Linked DNA regions of Homo sapiens: region 2 is linked to region 1. Evidence: chromatin contacts called from ENCODE Hi-C or POLR2A ChIA-PET data. All regions are on one chromosome and are shown on one strand. The core of a region is the stretch at or near the end of the contact, and the rest is flanking DNA. Distances in the headings are between cores, read along the strand shown. Region 1 overlaps GALNT14 (polypeptide N-acetylgalactosaminyltransferase 14). Region 2 overlaps XDH (xanthine dehydrogenase).

Region 1 (7,706 bases), core at 2,819-5,318:
TTAGAAAATCTCCCTCCTGTCTCCTCTCTTCCCCAATTCCATGGATCATACCTGCATTCATTTACCAACTGGCATCTGAAAGAACTGTTCAAGGGTTTGTTCCACTGAATTATGACAAGCCTTTGACTACTCTCAGCAAAAAACATAATTACTGAACACAGAAGGCCAGACATCTCCCACTCTTTGTTCTGGAACCAGCAGATCCATCTCAGCTCTCAGTGCTGCTCAGGATAGCAAGTTGACAGGGTTTTTCAATCTCTGGCCCCAATCTACCTCCTCAGGCAGTTCTGCTGCCTGTACTGACTCGTGCAATCTGGGCTCAGAAGGACCACATGACTTAAAGAACGTAGACTCCTCTGGCTGCATTTAAAGACCTCCTAGAAATGGCCATTACTCCAATGCACCAGGATCCTTCTGTTTTTCTAAACAACTAATCTTGATCTTTTACATTGCCTAGCCCCTTCCAAGTGAGTGGAACACTGAGGTTTGGTGGAAACCCTGGGGGAAGTGGCAGCTTCTGCTCTTCAGGAAGATCAGCAGATCTATGGAGGCTGCAAAGAGGTTTCTCTAGGGACACTGGCAGGACCTGTGTTAGCCGGTACCAAGCACCACCCAGACGGCAGCTGTGTGTGCATGTGCGTGTGCGTGTGTGTATGTGTGTGTGTGTGTGTGTGCAAAAAAGAATCTTCTCAAAAGGCAAATGCAGAGCCTAGCTGGGACAGAAAGTGTGGAGTTGGGCCAAGACTTATTTTTGAAATGTTTCCTAAAAAAGATACCTTGGTGTCTGGGACCAGAGCTCCTTCATGTCTTATTTTAGCCCTGCTCAAATCACATCATACAACAGTAATAATAGATGACACAATTGAATCCTCACTCTGTCTCAGGTATTCTTCCCAGAGCTTTCAGCCTGCACAGTAACTCCCCGAGGTGGGTGCTGCAATTCCTCTTCTCATGGTGGTGGAGAGGGAAAGTCACAATGAGTGAGTGGTGGGGCCTCAACATAAACCCAGATGGTCTGGTTCCCCCCTACCAGTCGGTGCCCTCACGAGCTCCACGAGAATGCCCTTTGAAGATTATCCACACTCACTGCCTCTGAAACCTTTATTCCATATTGGCTTTTCTGTCTTTTTTTTTTTTTTTGAGACAGGGTCTCACTCTGTCACCCAGGCTGGAGTGTAGTGGCACCATCTTGGCTCACTGCAACCTCTGCCTCCGGCGTTCAAGCAATTCTCATGCCTCAGCCTCCAGAGTAGTTGGGACTACAGGCATGCGCCAGTATGCCCAGCCAATTTTTTGTATTTTTAGTAGAGACAGGGTTTCACCATGTTGGCCAGGCTGGTCTCGAACTCCTGACCTCAGGTGATCCGCCCACCAGGTCCTCCCAAAGTGCTGGGGTTACAGGCGTGAGCCACCATACCCAGCCCTTCTCTCTGTCTTTTATCTTGAACGCTGCATGCTGGAAGATTCTGGAAAGATGGAAAATCATGGGTGTGGGTCATCCCTCACTTGCTAAAGCATAGTATCTCCCCTTGATACTCCTAGAGCTATTTCATGATATTTTTCAGACTTTCCACCTAAAGGATCAGAGAAGCATCATTCCCTCCTTTCACCTGAAAGGGGAAAGTTCCTCCAATTGCAACAGCTATAAGGAGCAAAAGTAAGGCCTGCAGCCAAGGAACTCCAGGAATGTGCTAGACTCAGCACCCTGAGCTCAGGAATGGTCTGTTTGAGGGTCAAGGGTCCTATGCCTCTTCCCCAGGGGACTCACATCCGTGCGCCATTCTGGTCTGAAGCAGGGAGGGAAAAAGCAAAGGCTTCCCATACCTTCCTGCACCTTCGTACAGTCAATCCACCCCTGAGCCAATACTGCACTCAAATCTGCCTCTTTTTTATATCACCAAGCCTGATCTACACCCCTGGTTTGCCCTCCTGCAACAGCTTCCTAACTATTCTTCCCGCCTGCAGAAGAGTCACTTCCAACCACTCCTCCCACCCTCTCCACAGCCGTTCTCTCTTCCATCTTCCTAACACACTGCTCTCACTGTAGGACCCTCTCCCGACCTTCAGAGCCACCTGCAGTTAAACCTTCACCAGCATCTCAAGGCCTCCACCCTCGTGTTAGCTCTTCAGCACCCTGCCCCCACATTCCCTTGCAGGAGCCTTCTGGCCCTGCTAAACCAGCCCAGTCACTGCCCTTGACTGTACCTGTGTCACAACCTCCACAAACCTCCCTAGATTCTGTTACCTTCCCTCCTCCAGCTGCCCAAACTGTCACTGTTGTGCAGTTTCGCTGAAATCACTTCCTCCACCACACTCCACATGGCCGCCTGGTATGACTATTCCCCTTTCTAAATCACTGTGCCATCTTCCTAGGTAACTACTGCCTTCTTGCAGGCAGGGGCCACGTTTCTACTTCTTTAAATTCCTGTGGACAAGTTATTCAAGCTACCGGAGTCAATTTCTTCATCTCTAAAACAAGGGTCATAGCAAAGTTGTGAGGCTGAACCGAGAGAACATATATATGGTGCCTCCCACACATCAGGGGGATGGTATGATCAATACGTGTTTGCCAATTGTGGCGCTGGATTTATGCGTGAACGTGGATAATTCTCTGTTGAGCGAGGATGGTTTTAAATTTCCTGTGATTTGATTTTCTCCCTCTGTTCTGAGGATTCACTCGCTCACCGGCACCTGCACTCCCAATCCCTGATATTTTCAGTAGCTTGAGAAGGAATCACGAGGTGCGCTTTGGGCCCCTATTCACTCAGCTGATACTGATGGACAGTGTGAGTGCCAGGCACCGTGCTAGGCTCAGGAGATGCAAAGATAAGTCAGCATTCCTGTGCTAGCTGCTCAGGGGCTTGGAAGGGTGATAGACAGTAAGCTGATGTCTGCAATGCACAGCAAGGGGTGCTGCTCAGGGTAAGCATAGAGGATGGAGGGGCTGCCAAATTGTCTGAGGGGCAAGCGGTCTTCCTGAAGAAGACACCCTCCACCCAGACTCCCAAAACACAAAAGGGCATCCTGAATAGAGAAAGCAGCAATGATGAGGCCTGAATCCTCACAGCACAGTCGGCACAGGCCATGGCCTGATGGGGGCGGCCTTGACTTCAGGGTTGGGGTGGTGACAGGAGCTGTGTGCCCACAGCATGTGAAGAGTTTCAGGTGAGGAGTGATCCTTCTGCATTTAGAAAGCCAGAGTCAATGAGGAGGGCAGCTAGGGCCTGCCGCAGTCACCCAGACGAGAGGGGGCAGCGGCTGAGTTTGGCAGCAAGATATCTCAGGGAGCAAGAGATATCTCAGAGGAGACAACAAAATGGGAGTGGGGGGAGAGCAGGATGATGCCACAGATCAGGGCTTGGGTGAAAGTCTGAAGGGTGGTGGCACCCGGCCTGAGATGAAGCAGACGGGAGCAAAGAGGGTGTTTGCTACCTTGAGAGGCAGGGCAGGAAGGTGTGGGACAAGGAGTACATGATGCCACCTTATGAGGAATCAAGGAGGAGAGACAGGGAGGAGCAGGGAAGCAGAAGAGACTCAACCACCACGCCAGCTCTGGCCAGGCCACGGTTATCATGAGAGTCAGGAGGGGAGAGCAGTTTGGATAATACAATAAAGTTTCCATGGAGATCAGGGATTCCTCTTGTTGCCTCAGGGACAGCAAAGATAAGCTCAAGGACATTTACTGATCTTGCCCCTCACTAGGCCAGTGGGACCCTCACTGCTCAGTGATCCACAGAGTCCCCAGCGGATTCCTGCTTCCATCACATCCCATTGTGCCTGCTTACTTTGCCAGTCACCTGGGGCCTCACGTGGCCCTCAGCACTCCATCCTGTGTCTGCCACCCTCGGCTCAGAGGTCTCCCTCCCACAGCAGCCCCCACCCAGCTGTCATCTCCTCTCCCGCTCTTTTCATCTCTTGTCAAACACATTTTGTAGTTGCTGGCCCCCGGCTCTAAATCACTCCCTCTGCTGGCCTTGGCTTCCATCCCCAGTATCTTTCAAGCACAAATTTCACCAGATGTGGCACTGCAGTCGCCTCCTCGCTCATTTTGCTTTCCAGTTTTTAAAGTAAGTCTGACATTCAGGCAAATGGAATGTTCAGAGCCAGGAGCCAAGGCCGAGGCCCAGAGCTCTCTAAGGACTTCCCTGCTCACATGCCCTGCACCCAGCCCACCTTGTTCTCAGCTCCACTGTGACTCACATGAGCCGCAGCACCCTGACTCAGAGCTGGAGAGCAGGGTGCAGAGCCTGGACCTCTCTACATTCATCCATGTCACCCGTTTCTCCACCCCTGGCCCTGTTACCTGTCTGCCCTGCCTTCCAGACCTGCTTTGGCCCACAGCTGCGGAGCAGCAGGAAAGATGATGAAACCAGAACTGTTGCTGGTCCTGATGCCCCCTCTTGCCTGGGTGACTGCAGCAGGCCCCAGCTGCCCTCCTGATGCCAGTACTAACTTGACTACTCAGGGCCACAGCTAGCAAACAGTCACCAAGTGCTTACTAGAGGTTAAAGATGAGGCTCGGCATTTGACATCAATTATTTCACCTCACCCTGAGGACCATTATTATTCCCATTTTACAGATGAAGAAATGGGGTCTCTGGGAGTTTGAGTAACTCACCCATGGTCCAGCTAGTAAGTGACAGAGATGTTGTATGTCAAAGCTCACAGGGCTAGGAGACCTAGCCCAGCCACTCAGTCAACCAGTTACGTTGCCTGGGTCTCAGCTTCCTTCTCTGTGAAATGGCAATGACCTCTTCACCCAAAGGGCTACTGAGGACATGAGAAAGAGCTGGGAAAGCACTTCGTGAAGTCCTATAGAAATACAAGGCATGGGCCGAGCGCGGTGGCTCACGCCTGTAATCCCAGCACTTTGGGAGGCCAAGGCAGGTGGATCACCTGAGGTCAGGAGTTCAAGACCAGCCTGGCCAACATGGCAAAACCCCGTCTCTACTAAGATTAGCTGGGCTTGGTGACAGGCATCTAAAATCCAAGCTACTCAGGAGGCTGAGGCAGGAGAACCGCTTGAACCTGGGGGCACCGTGGTTCGAGATTAGGCCACTTCACTCCAGCCTGGGCTAAAGAAATACAAGGCATGAAGAGTCTTACTCTAAGGGCTTACTGCATGGTTCATCCTCTCCTGTAGGAATTATCCCAGGACCTTCGTCCCAGCACAGAGCCTCCTTGAAATTTCCTCAAGCCAATCCTACCAGCCCTATTTCTTCCTGGCAGTAGAGGCACATGTGTTATATCATAAGAGCCAGTGGTTCTTTGAAGCACTTGGGGGCAAATGGTAATGGAACTTGACAGTGATCCAGGTTTTAAAGGGAAGACATCTGTGTGTTTCAGCTCCTTATTCTAGACTGAAAAATGTGGGCAGGTCACCAATGTTTGCAGTCAAACTGCCTTCTACGTGATGTGCCAACTCCAGGAGCAAGCATCTCTGCTGCTGCTGTGTTTAATAGGTCCGGGGCTTTCAGATAAGTGAGAAGACATGTCAAATCAGCCTACATGTGCACCTCAGGCTAGGAGAGGTCTGGTGACCTGCACTGCGTGGAGGGCATGAGAGGGTGGAGAAGGCCTGCATGAAGAAATGGACAAGGTGGCAATAAAAAGGGCTCTGATGCTCTGCAGGGCCCTGGAGTCCTGTTAGGAAGGGAAGTCTGCGAGGGGAAAGAGTAATCCAGGGCAGGGGGAGGGGCACCACTGCCGAGCAGGAGGGCTTCATGTTTCTGGAAATAGCGTCCAACTTACTTAGTACCTAAGCCAGTTTCCGCATGCTTTTACCGGCAGAAGTATTTTCAAACCAGCAGACAGAGCTGGAACTGACCTTAATAAGCATCTCTGGCTTACTTCTCTCATGTTACGTGGGAGGAAACAGACACCCAGGGAGCTGAAGGCATTGTTGGGCAGTATCTTAGAAAGGGCATGCACTTTCGCAGGCTCAGGCCAGTTATTTCTTCCCCTTACTTTATCATGCTGCCTCACAATGTTGGACAAAATGGCAAAAAATATCCAGAAGAAAGGCAGGTTACTGAGGGGGGAACTGACAGCCAGGCCCTCTGTGCCTGGTTCTTGGGCAAAAGGCATAGACAGATGCAGAGAGAAGGGGCAAAACGCTTGCTCGGGTATGCAAACGGTCAAGAAACTTAGGAAAATGTGTGCCACTTCATTGCAGCAGGGAGAGGCAAATTTAAACCACAATAAGACACCACCACTCAGCCTCCTGGTAGGCAAAAATGAAACAGACAGACAATAGCAAGTGATTGATAATGAGGACTTGGTGCAACAGGGACTCTGCTGTAAGTACTTCATTAAATATTTGATGATATCTACAGAAGCTTCTAGGGGTACACCCTACAGAAACACATATGCCTGTTCACCAAAAGACAAGTAGAAGCTTAATCATAGCAGCTCTCGTCATAAAAGCCAAGCTGGAAAAACCCCAAATGAGCACTGATAGTCGAGTAGATATAGAAATTGTAATATATTCTTATAAAGGAATACTACACAGCAATGAGAATAAACAAACTGTGTCTTGCAAAATGTGGCTGAGTTTCATGCACAGAACTTTGAGGGAAGCCAGATACACATGAGTACATACTGTGTAATCCCATTTATATAAAGTTCAAAACCAAGCAACATCAATCTACAGCTTTTGAAGACAAGGTAGCCACGGAGAATTCTGATGGGGCACGGGCATAAGGGTGGCTTCTGGCAAACACAGAATATTCTTTAACTTGATGTAGGTACTTGATGCAGGAACATAGGTGTGTTCTCTTTGGAAAAATTCTTCAAGATATACCTGCAGGAGGTGTGTACTTTTCCATATGTATCTTATATTTCAATAAAAGATTTCCTTGAGAAAAGATGAAGAGAGTTTCTGGTGTTGCGGCAGATTTTGGTTGTGCAAGAAGATTTCAAAAGCCACTGAACTGGGACATGGAAAGCTCATGAAATAGACAAAAGCTGCAGCCAAACTCAACAGTATTGTCTTCTCCACCCCTCCTGTGTTCCCCATAACACTGAGGAGAGCACCCCCGGAATGCAGAGTGCAAATCCAGGGAATCTTCTTCACCCCTCTTCCTCTGTCCTTTAAAGACAGATAATTCAGAGGCGAGAGAACTGATACCACACTGCCCTTGGTGTTACTGAAACCCTGAGTTCACGGGCCAGGGCTTATTTTCAAGGCTAGCTTAAGGGACCATGCCTCCTGTGGAAAGTGATCTGTAAGGTGGGGAGGTACTAGGGGCCTGGGGAGGGTAGTAAGGTAGCTCCCACTTGTCCACCTGAGGGATTTATTCACTGGGGGCATTCAAGTTCCATGAGGGCACACTTTCAGTCTGTTTTTTTTGTTGTTGTTGTTGTTTTTACTGATCTATACTTAATAGTCTTAGACTCAATAATTTGTTGAATGAATTATTCCTGGCAAATATTTAATCCAAATCAGTTTTCCATCCTGGGCATTGAAAATGTCTCTACATCTCTTTCCACATCTCTTTCCCCTGCCTCATTCCCCAGGTAATGTGAAATGTAGGAGGCAAACTTAGGGAGGGAGAAGGGAAATCTGTCCCCAGAACAAAGACCACTTGGTACCTTTCGAAGCCACACAAGGTTCTTCTTGGGTTACCTGCCCACAGGCATTTGGCCCAGATGGCAGAACACCAGATGACACTATTTATTGAATTATATGGCTGAAATGTAGTATT
Region 2 (7,706 bases), core at 2,154-4,653, 350 kb after region 1:
GATTCTTTCAATCTTCACAACAGCCCAGTGAGGTGGATATGATTATCCACACCTATTTTACAGATGAACAGATTGAGGTCAGAGGAGCTAAGCAACCTGCCCAAGAGGGAAGAGGGAAGCAGAGGAGAAGCAGAGGAGCTTGAGCACTCCACACGTGCTTTTATGCTCAGCTCCTAACACCCAAGAGTGGGCAGAGGCATGCTGTGTGTCACCACCCTGGGGCGGGTGCTCAGTCTAGCCTCGGTGGGAAGCAAGGAAAGGTAGTGAGTGTCCCACAAGAACGTCAGCCACCACGAGGACCCCTGGGAATACTCCATCTAGTGAGAGGAAGAACAGAGAGCACATGCATGGACCAGAACGACTTTGTTGTCAGCCCACAGATAAGGGCAATTGGCTGAACAGGGGATCAAATCTGCCAGGATGTGATGGAGACGGAAAGATAGGAGGAGGGGAGCAAATGACATGCCACTCAGACTCTATGCTCCCAGGGCTGATGCACGGGCTCATCAGTGCAATGTTTGCAGCCTGTGTATCCATTCCTAAGCTCCCTCCCACTAACACTCAGGGCTCAAAGAAAAGGGTCTCACTCTTGGGCTCACCTTCTTCCCTACTGAAAGGTGTGGGGAGAGGGGGAAATTTAAACTGGAACAAAGGATCCAGGGCAAGGATGTGTGGGCACTCCTCATGGGCCACACTGGAACAAGCCAGCCCGAGGCTATTTTGATCCTGGGGCATCAGATGGTCCCGTTGTTTGTTGGGGTTCCATGACACCCTTCAGGAAGTCCTCCTGGGTGGTGGATCCCTCCAGTGTGGCCACACTGGTATCCTTGCCCTGTGGCTCTCATCCCCTTCCTCTCACTACCTTAATGCCTCAGTCTAATCCAACCACAGCTTCCCAAGCAGATCTCATTTACCACGAGACCCCCCTTTTCTCACACACACATGCACACACACACTCTCTCCTGTTTGGCAGGGAGAATGCATGGTTTGCTACCTCCAAAGGAAACCTCTCTTCCCAATCTCTCAAATTCTGTACTTCAATCTTTTAAACTCTTGAGGTAGATGAGGAGTTAATGGTGGCAAAATTAGTTTCCAGCCATCTCTCCGCAAGTCTTGCACAGATGATTTAGATTCAGCATCTCTCTTTGAAATGAGGGGATGTTTTTGCACTCATTGTTTTGTTTCCCATCTGTGGGGCTGCGGAAAGAATCCCATTTTAGCATCCTGTGACAGGAGCACAGGCAGATAGGCATATATAGGCATACAGGCATATTACCCTCCTCACCAGTGTTTATCTTGGGCCTCAAGCTTGCTCTGTCTTCTTCCCATTCAGTGTAACTAGATTTCTGTCATATACCCCAGCTCCCTGACCCACAGGTTTCCTAATAGAAGGCTCAGTTGACTAGTGGTGTATGGTTAAGTTTTAAAAAGCCTGGACCAGGAACCAGGCAGCCTTGCTGTCAGTCTGACTGTGCTACTAAAGGGCCGTAGGACCCTGAGCGAGTCAGTTTCTCTCTGTGGGCTTATGTTTCTCCTCTCTAAAATAGAGAGATTGAACTTGATGGTCTTTCCAGTTCTGGGATGCTGAGGTGGCCTGGGGGGTTGTGCAAGCCAGAGCAGGACAGTTCAAGGACAGAGATGACGCCAGAATCCCTTTGGGCAGTGCCTGACATTTCCACTTCCATCAATAGGTTGATTTGTTTCAGGTGACAAGATTGTCACAGGATCTGTCTCCTGCCTTAGGAACACGTACTCCCCCAGTTCAGGATAGAAACAAAACAAAAGGGCAGGCTCCTGGGCCTGGGGGGCACCAGGGTGACCTCATGTTTAAGGAAGCTGTATGTCAGGAATCATCTTGTCCCACGATCCAAAATAGGCAGCAAATGGACAGGTTTCCAGGCTCCCCCTCCGCAAAAGATAAAAATACCATGGGTTCGGGGATGTTCTCAGTCATAAATCAATCAGCTAAGACTATTTCTGTCCTTATCCCTTGCCCAGAGTTCCTCCTACAACCTCTGTCCTGCCCTCCTGTCCCAGCCTCCCAGCCACCTAGCTCTGGAGTAAGGGGAGTCTCATCAGCTGCCCTGATGACAACTCAGTACCCTGGCCGTGCCAGCAAGAGAATCCTCAGCCTGCCTATAAATGAAACGGTGGGCATCCTGGTGCCTCCATCCACCTCCGTGAGCCTGGCTAGCAACTGTCCACTCTGACAGGCAGGTGACTCCCAATACACACCAGGTTTCCTGGCCTGTAAGGGAGCTGCCCGCTGGTTGTGGTGGGCACTTAGGAGTAAATGTCTCTGAGTAAGCCCTCAGCATGGTCAGGGGTAGGGCTTCTCCTTCATGTGGTTATAGGGGTTAAAGGACCTACCTCGTAAAACCACTGGGAGGATTAAATGAGACCCTGTAGGTAAAGCATTCACCTTGTCACCTGGCAAGTTGCAGATACTCTGAAAATAAGAATTGCCTTCCCCTTGCTAGCCATTCATCTGGAGCTCAGACTCCCACGGCTGACCCATGTCTTTGGAGAGCTCCTTTGAGACTTTTGTCATTCTAAAACCCTAAGTCAGCTTTGAATTCAGCTCTTGGGGAAGCCTCCGAGGACATCTGGTCTATGCAGAGATCCTACCTAAATCAGTACCTAATGGTTAACAAATGCGATGCTGCTGGGCCACCTGGACAATATTGCCCCTTGTTCAATCTTCTACTGCCCTCTGCAGGTTCCAGGCGATACCGCAGGCAGTGTTGACTGCATTCCTTGTGCAACACCAAAAAAGACCAAGACATCTCACTGTATAGACTGGAAGCACTTTAAGACAACAGGGCAAGGCAAGGTGTCTCAGACGGACGATGCCTCTGAATAGCACAGTGATTTCTAGTTCACAAAGCACTTTCTTGTTGGATTTTCATGACCACTCTACTCTCACCTTGGTACCTAAGCACACAAGGGAATTCTGTGTCACTGCTTCACCCCAAGAGCTTCACTAAAAACAAGTGACAGGTCTCAGGCCCTGTCCCAGAACATCCCAGAAAATCATCTGAAATGGACCTGGATCTCAGTGTAAACACTCGTTTAGTTTTTAAAGCTCTTCTACCTTGACCATGCTGTACAACAGCCAGCATATCTAGGATACTCTGGAGAGGGATTTTTGTAAGAAAGTGTGTGTGTGTGTGTGTGTGTGTGTTTTCAAGAAATGAAGGCTGGCCAAGATACTGAAGATACTAGCATTTGGTGTGATGATAATTAATAAGCATTTTTCACACGCCAACCAGCTGACAGTTTCATTTATTAGTGACATCAAGCACCAGTCCAACTATATCATTTCCACTATCCTCCCTCCATGGCCAGAACCACAGATTCTCTCTGGCAGAAGGTTGGATTTATACAGTGAAGGCATGTGACAGTGACACATTGTCCACCCAGCACCATGTAGGGATTAAATCACCATTTGGAGCAATAAAAGGGATGTTTGTTCTTCCCTTGTTCTCTTTACCAACCGCAGAAACTTGAGGTGATCTCAGCAGAGTTCATTAGACCCAGGTATCATATGACAGTAAGAAAACCAAGCCTTAGATAGCTGCAGATCCTTTATGTAACTGGAGTTTTCAGGTCATATATTTATAGGCTTTTAAAGCAGAAGACGTGAGACAACCCTTTACTGCAACCCTTATGTTTGCAGTAAAATGGATCACAGGAAGGGGAATTGACAGTCCAAGATCACAAAGATAGAGACAGAAGAGACAGAGCTAGGATGAGAACCCAGGCTTCTTGGCTCTTCTACCTCTGGTTGGGCTTGATTTTGATAGCAGCATTTTTATTTCTTTTTTTTTCTTCAGAGACAAGATCTTGCTCAGTCGCTCAGGCAGGAGTGCAGTGGCGCAATCATAGCTCACTGCAGCCTCAACCTCCTGAGCTCAAATGATCTCTCCACCTCAGCCTTTCAAGTAGTTGGGACTACAGGCATGCACTATCAAGACCAACTAATTAAAAAAATTTTTTTTAAAGACAGGAGCTCTCTATGTTGCCCAGGCTGGTCTCAAACTGCTGGGCTCAAGCAATTCTCCTGCCTTAGCCTCCCAAAGTGCTGGGATTATAGGGGTGAGCCACCATGCCAGGACTGATAGCATCATTTCTAGGTGGAAATTACTTTGGCTTCAAATGTAAAGATTAAACATAATCTTTTTTGTAAATACTCAAAGAGTATTTGGAATACAAATATTCTCTTCAAAGAGGAAGGGAAAGAAATCTAGAACATTGTACGTGCTCAATAATTGAGTTGGTTGGATTTTTGTATTATAGAGTAATCTTGCTTTATGCAGCTTCACAAAATCAGATCCAATTAACCTTGAATTTGTTTCATTCTTTATTCTTTCCAATGATTCAAAGATGGTTAGAGGATTTAACCTTACCCCACTGCCTCATTGCAAAATTTGAGTATAGATTCAAGGTTATGCTTTGCTGTTCATTGGTTTGAAGGCCAGGCTTTCACAGGAAGGCACACGATTTAAAGTAACTTCGGTTTAAGCTTCTAGAGGTTTGTGGGAATCCTCTTCAAAGGACAGACACCATCAGAACTTGAGGTTATACAGGCTGTCCAGTAAGTGGGGAATAGCACAAACCCTTCCCGACCCTATTCCAGATACATGATTAAAACAGACAGAAAATGATCCTAATTGCATATTCACCATTTAGGCATAACAGTTTTGAATTTGCTTATCATTGTGTTTACAAATTACATTTTTGATCAAAATCTTCCATTGCATTCACTTGTCTTCCAAATCCCATCTTGACAAATCACAGGTCTGTCATTCTGTGACTTTAATAGATCCATGTTCTGTGGTATGTTCCTCCTGCTCCATGGAAGCCCAAAGGCAGCACAAGAAGACTCTGCTGAGGACTCTCTCTTTAGACCCTCACAGACCAGGGTTTGCAGTTTTCTGGGACACCAGTGACACACTAGGAAGGAATGATAGTGTTCTCATTGCCAGGGTCTGCTGATCATGCTCCTCCCACTCTCTTGCATACCTCACCTCCCACCACTGCCAACCATCATTCCAAGGCCAAGCACCACTCTGCAGGCCTAGCTGTTGAGAATGCCTCAGGGCAGGACTCCTTAATTTCCTAAGCCATTCATTTATTTTCACTGAGCACTTTCCACATGGCAGGCGTTCTATTAGGTTTTGGAGATATGGTGACAAACAATACAGATGTGATCCCTTTTGAAACTCACAGTCCTTAAAAAGTTCATAGAATCAGCTGCTCATGCAAATCCATGGCAAGAATTTTTAAATCGCTGGTATGTTGTAACATAGAAACGGATCTTTGTTTCAGGTCTGGGGCCACAGAGAGCTTACGAAAATGACTGAGTTCTGCATCAGACTGTTGGCAAAGAGCTCGCCTTGCAAACTGTGGCAGCTTATTGGGAGCCATGCCACCCACTCCTCTCAGGGAAATGGGTTTGGGTGATTGTCAGCATTGGGAGCCATAGTGGGAAGGTTCTGGGCTGTGGGTAGGTTGCTGCACAGATGTGGGCATCTTTACTGCCTGGGAGTGCCACACGGTCTGTGTAGTTCTCACTCCATAGCTAAAGCTCTTGGTAGACCCAAGGAAGACCTGAATGGGGACCCATATGCCTCCTTCACCCACTGTGTTGAGGTCTGCGGATGGTGGATTTGTCTGCCCCTGGGGTTCCTCTGTGCCCTCCCCACTTGGGACCACATGTACCCACTTTACCTATAAATCCAAAAAGCATATCGAATTTTAAAAAGAGAAAGCCCCACCTGAGTATCAGGAAGAACCCAGTCCTGCTAACTCCACACAGGTTGCAGTTGCAAAGGCAATTAAAGCCACTGTACAGAGCCCACTTCAGCACCACTCAGAGGCTGGGCTGGTTCTGAGATCCCCAAAGCGGAAGCAACCGTCCTAGCAAAGTCTTCTTTTGTTAGGCATTGCCAACTACAAGTATCACATAGGTGCTTCTTAAAGTGATTCCAATGACTACGGAATTCTTCTACTACTTTCTGCCACATACACCTCCAAGGCAGTAATCAATCACCCTATAATGGAATCATCTGGTTTCCCAAGGTTGCAAAGTCCTCAAGGACATCTATGTGTCCCCAGTATCAGAATGGCACATGATCATCACAGGACAAATGTGGTTGATCTAATTAATTATTTCCTCTTTTTCCCTCCATCCCCCCAATATTCATACAGTGTCCTTAACATAAATTAAAAAAAAAAATGCTAGCGACTGACTCATACTAAAGATTAGGCTCTCTGGAGTTTCATCCATCATCCTTATCTAGATGGAAAATAATAAAATCTGTGAGTTATGACTGTGCACCACACATTCCTCCCATCTCTAAGGAGGCCCAGCTACAAGCTATAGCTTTAAGGAGGTTTCTCATTATTCTCTTGCAAGTTCGAGTGTGTGCTTCATACCATGCACAATGAAGGGTGGCCATTGATGCAAGGCTGCCCGGTTAGGAGAGAGCCCAACACCTCTCCTCTGTGCAGAACCTTCCCTGCAGTTTGCCAGCCTATCCCTGGCCTCCCCTGGACTGAGTGGATGCTTGAGGGGCATCATACCAGGGTGGTGAACTTGTCCACGCAGGCATTGCGGATCTTCTCCGGGGTGGCAGGGCTGTCTAGCCGGAAGAGTTCCTTCACGTTATTACCTGTGTGCTGAGCTCGAGCTGCACGGATGGCATCTTTGATGGCAAAGAAGATAGAAGCAGCCAGGAAGAGGGGCGGCTCTCCAACAGCCTGAACACAGACAGGGCACAGGGCAGGGGCTCAGGCAGGTGGTCCTGCCTCCACATCATCAAGTGGACCTAGGAGGCCAGGCAGCAAACTCTGCACGAGGAGGGCTGGTGGCACCAGGAAAGCACTGATGGGAGCCACACCAAATACAGCAGGAAGGCACAGTCAGAAATGATCAGGGGCTAAGAACAATCAAGCTAGTACATGACTGGACCGCATGGACATATTTCTTTGAACACTCATGTAATTTTCTCTGATGACATCATGCACATATAATGTACCATTTAAAGTTATACTCGGTAATTGTATTTTACAGACCACAAAATCTGACGTGAGTTTTAACCTTTTCCTCAGTCACTAGCCGAGGGGAAGAGTCTACCTGCAACTCTGACACCAACATTTACAGGCACCATAGTCATATTACAGCATCCGCAGGAATTATAGGCATAAGAACAAACAGGAATTAAAACATTTTCTAGCATAGGTTGGTTTTTCTCCCCCTCAAAGTATAGATCAGAGACCACCTATATCAGAATCACTAAAGATACTTGCTGAAAATGCATGTTCCAGGGCCCTAAGCCACACCTATTGGAGCAAAATTTCTAGGCGTGGGCCCCAGAAAGGCACATTTTTATCATGGGCCTCAGTAATTCCCAAGCATGGTAAAGTATGACAGTCAATGGCAAGGGTCACAATATGTCCCAGCTTCCCCACCCACTATGGTAAAGTAAACCACGAGATGAGCAAATGGATGTTTCTTTGGTTACCAAGGATTAGTTGCCTTCCTTCTTCAAACTAGGATTATATGCATCAGCTAAATCAATTTTCAACCATTTTTTCATACTTACTGCAGATAAGGAAGAAATAGAAGACACAATCCTCCAGGCATCTGACCAAGTCTTTTTTTTTTTTTTTTTTTTTTTTTTTGAGACAGAGTCTCGCTC

Evidence for each region. A loop is a pair of places that touch in the nucleus more often than their neighbours do. ChIA-PET counts read pairs that join two places held with the same protein, here RNA polymerase II (POLR2A). Pooled maps may share reads with other maps.
Region 2: a map of mammary epithelial cell shows a loop between it and region 1 (5-fold over the local background). The contact joins two enhancer-like sites. A Hi-C loop is called at or near these places in 7 of 168 maps with a recorded cell type or tissue (B cell, aorta, ascending aorta and 3 more), 1 of 37 single-sample maps with no recorded cell type and 13 of 50 pooled maps. POLR2A ChIA-PET finds 5 or more read pairs at or near these places in 1 of 52 experiments (OCI-LY7).

The regions. Positions count from the first base shown.
Region 1 is chr2:30,975,968-30,983,673 of GRCh38, forward strand. All of the region lies in intron 2 of GALNT14 (polypeptide N-acetylgalactosaminyltransferase 14), which reads right to left. Among named protein-coding and RNA genes, the nearest start is that of GALNT14, 160 kb to the right of the region's middle. Within about 2 kb of position 4,069, at least 7 of the 41 ENCODE cell types and tissues checked have a DNase peak (open chromatin) inside an H3K27ac peak, as active enhancers do.
Region 2 is chr2:31,331,053-31,338,758 of GRCh38, forward strand. XDH (xanthine dehydrogenase) reads right to left here. Exons shown (of 36, transcript NM_000379.4): 35 at 6,589-6,765; 36 at 3,269-4,956. The coding sequence ends at 4,906. Among named protein-coding and RNA genes, the nearest start is that of XDH, 80 kb to the right of the region's middle. Within about 2 kb of position 3,404, at least 2 of the 41 ENCODE cell types and tissues checked have a DNase peak (open chromatin) inside an H3K27ac peak, as active enhancers do.